Regions from separate parts of the Homo sapiens genome. Here region 1 is linked to region 2. A link is an interaction called in ENCODE POLR2A ChIA-PET data of the cell type or tissue named here. Cell type or tissue: Panc1. All regions are shown on one strand. Links, peaks and the distances in the headings refer to the core of each region. The heading gives the core; the rest is flanking DNA. Region 1 overlaps LIFR-AS1 (LIFR antisense RNA 1). Region 2 overlaps OSMR-DT (OSMR divergent transcript).

The links. Peaks named below come from ENCODE experiments on the same cell type or tissue, not always from the same donor. Only the 100,000 strongest peaks of a DNase experiment are listed, where the experiment ranks them.
Region 1: POLR2A ChIA-PET joins it to region 2 with 6 read pairs; 2 of 35 experiments call an interaction of 5 or more read pairs at or near these places.

Annotation. Positions count from the first base shown.
Region 1 is chr5:38,638,719-38,644,097 of GRCh38, reverse strand. It overlaps LIFR-AS1 (LIFR antisense RNA 1), which reads right to left. Exons shown (of 9, transcript NR_103554.1): 3 at 3,069-3,169. Among named protein-coding and RNA genes, the nearest start is that of LINC01265, 79 kb to the left of the region's middle. In Panc1, for the core only: no CTCF peak of the experiment used is centred there; no DNase peak of the experiment used is centred there; H3K27ac peaks cover 1,105 bases.
Region 2 is chr5:38,708,460-38,713,838 of GRCh38, reverse strand. The region is part of intron 3 of OSMR-DT (OSMR divergent transcript); the gene reads left to right. LINC01265 (long intergenic non-protein coding RNA 1265) reads left to right here. Exons shown (of 5, transcript NR_104631.1): 4 at 2,419-2,490; 5 at 3,063-3,472. Among named protein-coding and RNA genes, the nearest start is that of LINC01265, 9.1 kb to the left of the region's middle. In Panc1, for the core only: no CTCF peak of the experiment used is centred there; no DNase peak of the experiment used is centred there; H3K27ac peaks cover 1,472 bases.

The sequences.
Region 1 (5,379 bases), core at 143-5,142, 70 kb after region 2:
ACTTGCTCCAGGTTACTGCACTATGCCTTAGGGTTTCCCTACACTCTGCCCTGATAGAATGATTCTTCTTGCTGTCTCTTTCACATTTAGGAGACTAAATTCTAGACTCGCTTCTTACAGAAACAAGCGAAGCATCCATGAGCCAATCCCTTCACCAATGTAGGCTAAGAAATTCCTGGGATCTGGCACTCAAAGATTTAAAAGAACTTTGAACTGAATGAAGGAGACAATGTCTCCACCCCATTCCAGTGCTTTATAACCTGTTTCCTTGAGGAAAGTGACAAGGCAGGAGATGTGGGGACAAAAGGATTAGAAATTCAAAGGTGCTCGTGAAGGGAGCGAGTGCACATTAAGACTTGGCATAAGAATGGCAGCAGGCAGAAGCAGGCCCAGGCTGATGGGAGACTGAACAGCAGAACAGAGCAAAGCCAGGAAAAGGGTTTTAAGTAAACTCCTTAAACTCCTGGGAAGCCACAGGACAGATGGACAGTGCAGTGAATGACCATTCTGAGACAGCCAAGTATAAACGGTCCCCGGAGAATCGCATCTCCAATCGGTCTGCGCACTGGGAAAACAGAATGGAGGCATGGAAATTGACCCCGTTTGCAGGAAGGAGGAGCCTGGCCCTCCTGTTCCTGTGTGGTAACCTGGAATTCAATCTGTGAGATGGGGGCCTGTTAACAGGAACCCCTCTCACTTTGCTGAGAGTCTTTTTCCTTTTCGCCCAATAAATTTCATAACCCCATCACCCTTCGAAGTGTCTGCGTGCCTAACTGGTCATGTGACAAGGACCCAGTTTTTAGCTGAACTGAGGAGAAAGTCCTACAATTCCTACCATTCGCTGCCACTCCTTGTTCAGACCTTCTAGTCATAGCTTCCATTGACTGGGTGCCTCCCATGTCCCAGGCATGATGCATTATACTCATTGTCTCCTTTCATCCTCACACACAACAACCTTGGCAGGACACAGAAAGGTGGTGTGAGGAGACGAGCCGAGCTACTTGCCCAAGGACCCAGGGCCCCCTAAATGACAGAACCAGGATGCCAACCCTGGGACTTCCTCACATAGTTAATCTCCCTTTTCTAAAACAGAATTTGGCCTGGCCCTAAGGATACCTGTCCAGGCTGGAGTGAACACTGAGTTTTCACTACTTCCTCTCATCTCTCAGAAATCACTGAAGCAGGCCCAAATTCGTGGTTAGTCCAATAACAACCCACTCTATTTGAGCCAAAAATTATAGCAGGCCAGGTCCTGGGTCAGGGAGCTCATTTCCTTCTCTGCCCTCTCTCCACCTTGTCCTTCCTGCCCAGGTGTGAATCTTTCCCCAGAGCCAGGCCCACACCAGAATAAGCCCTGGGAAGCAGGAGAGTGGGACATGGCAAGGTATTTGTCTCTGTGTGTGGGATTGCACTGGGAGAGGAGGACGGAGGGAAGGCATTCCTCATGCAGTAAACAGCCCAGACCAATTTGCACCCCAGCCACTGAGCCTTAATCTTTTCATGATGCTTTGCATATTTATAACCAAGATTCCTATTGCTCTGGTACAAACAAGATTGCAATCAGCCTGCCAACAGATTCTCTTTAAACTGTCAGTCTTTATGGAGAAAAAACAGTCACTGACATTGAATGCCCTTTAAACAAGCCCCCCTTATTCTCCTTAGCTGGAAGACAGTACGCAAGCTTAGTCCTAAGAAGAGAGGGAACTTGTTTCCTTTAAACAGCCCCTGCCCAGGTTTTCTTCAGTTTGGTTAGAGCAGCCTCAACTCCTTTTAAACGCCTTGCTTAGCGGACGCCAGCCTGCTTGAGCTGCGCCTGCAGATGCCAATTTCAGCTGCCACATTTAATTTTCATGTCCTGAGGGCCTCCTTTGCTTTTTCTCATTCCCTTAAATGAATAAAAATAACTAAGGAGCATGGAGCACATGACCCTGATTCAGTGTTCAATCTTTTGCTACAGATATGTTTGCCCACGTCCAGTCCTATTTGTTTTAAAGAGAAGATGAAGCAGAAAAAGGGGACCTGTCACATCTCTGTTTCCCAGATCCTTAGAGCCTAAATACAGCTGTGAGTTAGGACAGAAAAAGTTAGTTTCCTTATCTAGAAGCCAGACATGTGTACTAGTGGCAGAAGCATGTTCTACTTTGGTTCTACTGTGAAAAGAACCAATGGAAAGAAAAAACCTAACTAACATGGACGGATTCCTTACTCGACTTGGTGATGCGGACCCTAAGGTCCCACCAGCACATGCTGATGTGACTCAAGGGCTGAAATAAAGGGGACAATGCTTCCTCGTTGTCTTCAATGGAAGAGACATCTGGGATTTTATTTTATTTTATTTTTTTGAGATAGAGTCTCACTCTGTCACGCAGGCTGGAGTGCAGTGACGCCATCTCAGCTCACTGCAACCTCTGCCTCCTGGGTTCAAGCGACTCTCCTGCCTCAGCCTCCAAAGTAGCTGGGATTACAGGCGCATGCCACCACACTCGGCTAATTTCATCTGGGATTTTAAACTGGACTGAAAAAAAATCCTGACTTCCAGCAGGTCTTTCTTAGGGCCAAAAGAGTGCTACTTAGAAGTAGGATGGGCCATGAGACTCCCTTTAGTACCCTCAGAAAGACCCCAAAAGAAACCCTTGTGGGTTTCTCACCAGCCCTCACCCCAGGACTAAGACTATGCCAAGCCCAGCCGTGAACATTGTGATCCTTTCTATGGTCCTTTTAGGGACTGTTTTGGGAGAGGCAGAGTCAAAGAGTGCATTGCAGCTGCTATTCTTATTCCTTTACCCAGCCAACCCTTAGTCGCCAGCATTTCTCAAACCATAGTTTAGCTGTGAATGCCCGAGATTTTCTTCTTGTCCTAACCACAGTAGTGCTGGTGGTCATGCTGCTTTCTGGCACAGCCAGGCAGGAGGCCAGCCACCTCAGAGCCTCAGGGAGGAGGGAGGGGAAGGATGCCTTCCCCTGGGGCCCAGAAGGGGCTGTGGGTACCAACTGCCTGGACACTCAGGCTGGAATCAAGCTGAATACACTGTAGGGAGGAACTGAAAGATCCGGGCAGGGGAACATACTCCTCAATCCAGACCAATGTTTTCAAAGGCCTCCATTTTGTGAAGGTGTTGTCATCAAAGCTTGCCTTTCTCTTTATAAATGAACTCATTTGTGGAAAATTCTGGAAATAAAGAAAAGGAGAGAGACAGAGAGAGGGAAAGAAAGACAAAATCATTCTTTTCAATGCCAGTTATTGAATGTACCCTACAGTTTCAGAGCTTTAGTCTCTCACAGAAATTCTTCTATAGTTGTTACCAACATTTTGGTCCCTCACATCTGCTCTTTAAAATGCTAGGATAGCAGTCATGAAACTCCTTGGTCCTCTCAGAGATGTGCAATTGAGGGAAATAAATTCAATTTCAGCCACTGGGTGGTATTTAGTGAGCACGTGATCAGCCTTGTACTGGGAACTCACAAGAATCTTCTCTCTTTCTTGGAAGAGAGAAGAATCTTCACTCTTTTTGGAAAGCAGAAGATTCTTCTCTCTTTTTGGAAGACAGAAGAATCTTCTCTCTTTTTGCATGTGAAACATTAGAAATGACTTGAAGTTCATATATTAATAAGGCTGGTGGATACAAGATACAGTAAAAAAAAATTTAGTTAGCAAAATAGAATTGTTGGGTGGGGCTTGAGAGAAGAAGGAATTGGAGCAGAGAACTGCATGAAATACAAGGAGAAGTTCAAGATTTTGAGTGAATTGTGTATATCATACTTATTAGCACTTCCTTGTCTTAGAATCTTCTTTGCTCCTTACACACACACACACACACTCTCTCTCTCTCTCTCCCTCTCCAATGCCCTTTCCTCATTCCTCCCTTTACTGAAAGCTGACTCATGCTTCACAGCTTAGCTTAACCTCTGTCTTCTTCATGTAGACCTTTTCAGCATCTCAGCCCACGTTGATTCCCCTTCCTGGAAACTCTCCTTCACTTAGAGTCAATATCATTCAGTTAAGTACTTAGTCGATTTCTATTTGTTTCAAGGGTGTGTTTGTCTTGCTTGGTAAAGGATAAGGCTCTTAGGAGAAGGATCATATGTTCCAGTAGGATCAGACATGGGGAGATACAGTGGAGCCACTTTGCAAACACTGGTTTAATGGATGAAAGGTTCGGTTCAGAACCTTGTTTCTCTGGGAACATTATCACCAAGAGTCCTCATCTGGGCAAGCGTTTTGTTCCTTGGCCATTTCATCAGTGCCACCACACAGGCTGCCTCATACTCTTAAATGGCTCTTCAGTGTTCTGTTTCCAGCACAGTCGGGGAGATTATGTTAGTTTCTTGCAAAATGTTTGAGAGGAGTTTCATTGTTCTTAGAAGGCAGAGAAGAGCAATTGGCCCACTTTTCTGTACTTTACACATGAAATATTTGTTTAAGCTGTGATAAAAAGCCAAACTTGGAAAGTGCTGCTATAAACTCAGAGTGCAAATGAGGGCCAGTCTAAGGGTGATCAATTCAGCTAATATGCAATAGATTCAGCTGCCACCTCCAGAAGAGCCAACATTAGTTAATCAGTATATGGGCAATCCAGGACGTTTGTTCTGGCTGAGGTCCCACCTGTTCTCTCTTTTTAGCATTTTGTGTTTCTAAGATTTCTTCCCCAGGAGGGATGAAGGAGAGGCAAGAGGATTGAGAAAAGAAGACAGTGAACAAAGACAATGTTGTTGGTAACCCAGCCCTGCTAGAGACTTGGTGGAGTGAAGGTGAAAGTCGATGCTCATAACAAAAGTTCTGGGTTTAGGATCACCTCAAGATTTAGATCTATGTCAGCCATACCCCTACTGACTGGGAAATGCACAGAATGTTAGTCTGAAGGCAAAATGGGCCATGTGCAGTCATTGAAACACGCCTGCTGTGGTATGAATATTTGTCCCCTCCAAACCTCATGTTGAAATTGGATTCCCAATGTTGCAGGTGATTCTCAATGGGAGGTGTTTGGGTCATTCGGGCAGATTTCCCAAGAACAGATTAATACCGTTTGTTTCAGGAAAAACTCTCCGAAACTGCATTTTTCCTCTGATTTTGTTATGGTAGCTAGCTAGCCAGGCATGAGCAGGCAGAAGAGGGCTCCTCCTGACCCACCAGGAATGTCAGATGACCATCAGGTGATGGTCCGGCAGTTGTCACACTACCTCTCTAAAAATGATAATTGGTTGCAGGTGCAAGGGAGAGGCAATTTCACAACAGATGAAAACATTTGAAATTGGTAACCAGCAGCTCAGGAATTGGGTGAGTAGGCTCAGGCATGCGCATTAAGAGACAAAATGGTGGAGTATGACCTTCTGGGAGCATTCCACTGGAAAAGAGAAGAATGCCACAGTCAAGAATTTGAA
Region 2 (5,379 bases), core at 66-5,065:
CACAGGGCAAAGCTGGCTTGCTCACGAGTGGGTCCACATATCACACACTCCAAACATGCCAATTCACCATACTTGTAGGAAGCAGGCAGCAATGAGGGTGACAGAAAGACTTGAGAGCTTCATCCAAAAACTCGTTTACTGAAATAACAGCAAATATTTATTGCTGGGCTCACTATGTATACTTACTAAGCACTTTCTATATATCTCATTTAATTCGCACAGCCCTTTGAGGCAGCTACTAGTATTAGCCCATTTCATATCTGTGTCCATGAATTCACCATTAGGAAGTGGTTAAGGTGAGATTCAAACCCAGGAAGTCGACCTCCCAAGGCCATGCTCCCAGTAGCTATAATGTAGCAGGATTTCTTACCCCGTCACCCAGCTGTGCATCCTCAGCCCCCAGCTACCTGTTTTCATCTACCTTGTTTGTGGTCCCAGCTCCCAGACTATCTTGAAAGTGTCTCCAAGGCTTTTGGTTGGGAGCCAGCCCAACCTCTTATCTTCTCCCCAAACCTCCAAGAGACTTTCTAAGATCAGAACCCTTGAAGCATTTTGAGCAGCCCAGTAGCAGAGTCCACACCAGTAACCTTCAGCTACTAGCAGAGCAGAGTCCACACAACAGACCTGAACTCCTCAGCTTCAAGTCCCAGCACCATCACCCAACAGGAGTGAACATTTAGCAGGTTATCTAAACTCTCCAAGGCTTGGTTTCTATGTCAGCACCACAGTATAATAATAATGCCTGCCTAATATGGCTTTTCATAGGATCCAGTGAGCTGATGCATGTAAAACACAGTACAGTTAAGGGCACAGTGAGTACTAGCTTTCACTAGTCATAAAACACCTGTTCAGTTTTTAGTTTTTGAAATCTTGAGGTTAGAAAGTGTAAAATGGATTCCCTTTTAATTCTGGCTTTTCTCCAAGTCTTCTTTCCTTTATCTCCATTGTATTCCCTGTTAGAAGTCTCCATTCTAATGGTGTGAGTACTCAACACAGTGCCTGGCCCTGAGCAGGCGGCAATGCCAGTGTTACTACTTCCTTCTAGCTTTTATTCTCCCTACATCATCCCGATACTAACTTATCCTTTCCCTCTTCTCTTGATATTTTTGTTCACCCTTTTCTATCTGCTTGAGGGAAGCTGAGAGACCTAGATACCATATTTAGAGTGGCTTAGGCAACATCCACAAGGCCAGAATAGCTCATCTGTCCAGAACTAAAACGAGATCCCTGCTCTGCAGACTCTTCACCCAGCCCTTTTATGAGGTATCCAGTGTCTGACTTTGGATCATGATTTTGTCTTACAGAGGGCTGTTATCAATGTCCATTAAAACCACAGAGTGGCTGGGTGCAGTAGCTCATGCCTATAATCCTAGGACTTTGGGAGGCCAAGGCAGGCAGATCACTTGAGCCCAGGAGTTTGAGACCAGCCCAAGCAACATGGCGAGACTCTGTCTCTACAAAAAATACAAATATTATTTGGGTGTGGTGGTGTGTGCCTGTAGTCCCAGCTACTTGGGAGACTGAGGCGGGAGGATCACCTGAGTCCAGGGAAGTTGAGGCTGCAGTGAACCATGATTGTGCCACTGCTCTCCAGCCTTGGCAACAGAGTGAGACCCCATCTCAAAAAAAAAAAAAAAGCACGGAGCATTTTATCAAAAAGCATCAGTAAGACATCCGTGAAAAGTTGGCTTCTTATCTCAGAAGTGTGGTTCTGTTCATGTCAAATATGCATTTTCGTATCTCTTGTAAGCACATATGATTGAGGTTAAATCTCATACTCATACTACTGCAGTGGCTCTTGATCAGGGAGAGTATCAGAATTACACTTCTGAGATTTCTCAAGATGGCTTTAAAATCACAGAACCAGGGATGTGTGTATTTTGATTCAGACACTGTTCCCACTTCCAGACCCTGCTTCTACCTTCCCAGTCAACAACCATTATCCTAGTAGCTTTTTAGATGGTGGGCATCCATCCAAATGAACAGCTCTGGAAATGAAAGCTTAAAAAATCAAAATAGGCTGGGCCCAGTGGCTCACACCTGTAGTCCCAGCACTTTGAGGGGCCAGCGTGGGAGGATTGCTTGAGCTCAGGAGTTCCCGATCAGCCTGGGCAACATAGTGAGACCCTGTCTCTAAGAGGTGGAGCACACTTGTAGTCCCAGCTACTTGGGAGCAGGAGGCAGGAGGATTGCTAGAGCCTGGGAGGTCCAGGCTGCAGTGAGTGTGTATATATATATACACACACACACACACACACACACTACACACACACACACACACACACGTATATATGTATATAGATAGTCTAATTTCTGTCCAAAGACGCTCTGTTTGCTCCTTGATTCTCTGTCCTTTTAAAATAGCCTGTCTTTCCAGTTCACACCTAAGGTTCTGACTTACTTTCTTTTCCCCAATAGTTGTCATAGCCTTCTCCAGCATGTGTTCCTTCTGTATTTCAGACATGGCAGAGGAGACACAGCAATAACTAAGTAAGTACAGCAAATCAAAGGATGGAGCCCCAAACTGAAGCCAAGTCTACTATATCTTATCAATTTACTGAATAACATTGTCTCTCTCTGTAGAGGTTACCCTTTTATGCACATAAATGTGAATTAAAACATCTCTGCCCTGCTCCATTCAGCAATACAGCTCTGCAACGATGCACGCTGCCATCCATTTCACTGGAACATTTGCCGTAAAGTTGCTTTTAAAAGACATTCTCTTACAATACTGTCAACGGCCCTTGCATTAAAAATGAGAAAAATATGGAAACATGCATTAAAATATTCAGAAATAAATGGCTTTTTTATTACATAAAAGCTCTCATGTGTCTCAAAGGTACTGAGAATAGAATACTTTATCATAAATTAGATTATTATTGCTGGGAAAAGATCTATTTTAATGCCACTTTTCTTGGGGATTAAACCAAACCCTAACAGTCCATTTGGGGGTGTTCATAAATGTGTAAGTCAAATACTGAAAAGCTTTAGTGGAAAATACATGCTGATGAAGCAATCTTGGAAAAGACAGAACACATTCTGTTTGTTCTCATGTCTGGCAGGGGGCAACTATTGCATCCAGAAAAAAAAAAAATGAAGATAATGACTTCTCTGCAACTAAGATGAAGATCCACTGAACTTTGGGGTTTGAAATGCAACGTTAGAACTTCAGACTCCCGGCACCTAGGTCTCCAGCTGCTGGGTGGTGCCAGCATCAGAGATACACTCTGCAAAACATATACTGTCTTAGGAAAAAGTGACCCTGTTGTCCTTTCAGGCCCATATTCCACAAGAAGACAAATGGAGATGTAAAAGGAAAACTGCAGCTCCGACTGAAGAGAGAGCAAGTTGTCTGTTCTGATACAGCCAGGAAATAAGATGTTCTGGTTAATATGTGCTAAAGATGTGGTGCTGACTTTCCGACTCAGAATATGATCACATGTTTTTCTCATTAAAACTATATTGAATATTATTTGACCATTGTTGAGTCAGTCATCTTGATAAATATTATCTTCGTACAGTCCTGAGCAGAGAGTCAGTGACTAGAATGCCACTGAAACCAGCTTTTTATAGGACACGGTTTTCATGGTTTTAGGGCATGGAGAAACTTGCACAGTAATCCACAGTATTCAATTATTTAGGCAGGGTAGGAGAAAAGTGATGAGCATTCATTTTGCTAGCAGTGTAACTTCCGTGGAGAAATGGTATACTGATTGTACTTCACATTCCCTATACATGATCCAGCACTGTGATCAAAGATGGAAGGAATCTCTTCATAGCTCTCCTTCCTTTCTCTTTTCTCATTTCCTTACCAATTCCCTTTATCCCTGGTCCTTTTACATCTTTATTTTTAGTCAATACCCTGTTACTCTGCTGGAAAGATCTGTGTGTGAAGCTGGATACTAAAAATGTCATGATTGCCACTTATTTGGAGGAGTAGAGTGGAGGATGTGGGCAGCATAGCAGCCCAGGCTGGAAGAGAGGAGCTGGAAGGGAGGAAGTTTGGCTGAAGGACAGGCCCCCTCAGGACTGATTTCTTGGCAGTCTATCCAAGTCCTTGGGTGTCTGCACTGGAGTTATAATAATAGCCAATATTTATTAAGCATTTTGTCAGTGCCAGGATCTGTGCATTATCTTCTTTAATCCTTACCTAACCCTGTGCAGTAGGCACTATTACCATCTCAGTTTAAAAGATGCGGGCTAAGACTCAGTAACTTTAGGTGTATGTCCAAGTTCACACATCAACTAAGTGGCTGATCCAGCTATGTTTCATTTCAAAGCTTGAACTTAGACCATCCCCCTCCAATTAATTAGCTATGCCTTCCTTCTTACACTTATCTCTTTCCTCTCTCTCCTTTTTAAGATTATAAAGACTTTGGCCAGGCACGGTGGCTTATGCCTGTAATCCCAGCACTTTGGGAGGCCGAGGCCGGTGGATTACTTGAGGTCAGGAGTTCAAGACCAGCCTGACCAACATAGTGAAACCCTATCTCTACTAAAAATACAAAAATTAGCCAGGGGTGGTGGTGGGTGCCTATAATCCCACCTGCTTGGGAGGCTGAGGCATGAGAATCGCTTGAACCCAGGAGGCAGAGGTTGCAGTGAGCTGAGATCTTGCCATTGCACTCCAGCCTGGGTAAAAGAGTGAGACTGTCACACACACACACAAACACACACTATACAGACTTTAGAAAATATGCCTCTGTGTCCTTTAAACACTATTAAAGAGCAAAATGGTAGTTCCTGGACCAAAATTCACAGGACCCAAATCCTTATTTCTATGTAGCCACCAACTCACTGTATTATCGTGACACTGGACTACTGGCATCTGTAAAATTAGGAAGTTCAACCAGATGGTATCTGAGGATGATTTGGCCTCTGACATTGGGTGAACCCCCAGCTTCTAGGAGAGGGTGTGGGGCATAACTCACCTGGGCTATTCCTACTTGGGATGTGAGTGGCAAGAAGGCAGCACCTATGATTGTAGTGACTGGATTTCCAAGCCTCCAATCAGAACACCCATTACCTGAATCACTGAGTGATAACAAGTTGTAATGGTAACATCAACCCTACTCCAGAAATTCAATGATATGGAAGGTGGGTAAATCCAGACCCACTCTCTTGTGGAGGGTGAGGCACTTCATGAACTTCTATATTTCTATCACCCTATCTCTCCTTTGACATCCAGTCCCTGAACTTCTCCTCCAGCAAGCAAAATAAAGCCAAGAGTGGTGTATCTGTCCTATTATAAAATCATACCCAGGATTCTGGACTTCTTAGCTGATTTCATCTTATTCACATGTGTTTGCATATTGCCTTTTGTTAAGTGGTTCCAAATCCAGTTTGTAAAGTATGAGATGGCCTCAATGTTCTAGGTAG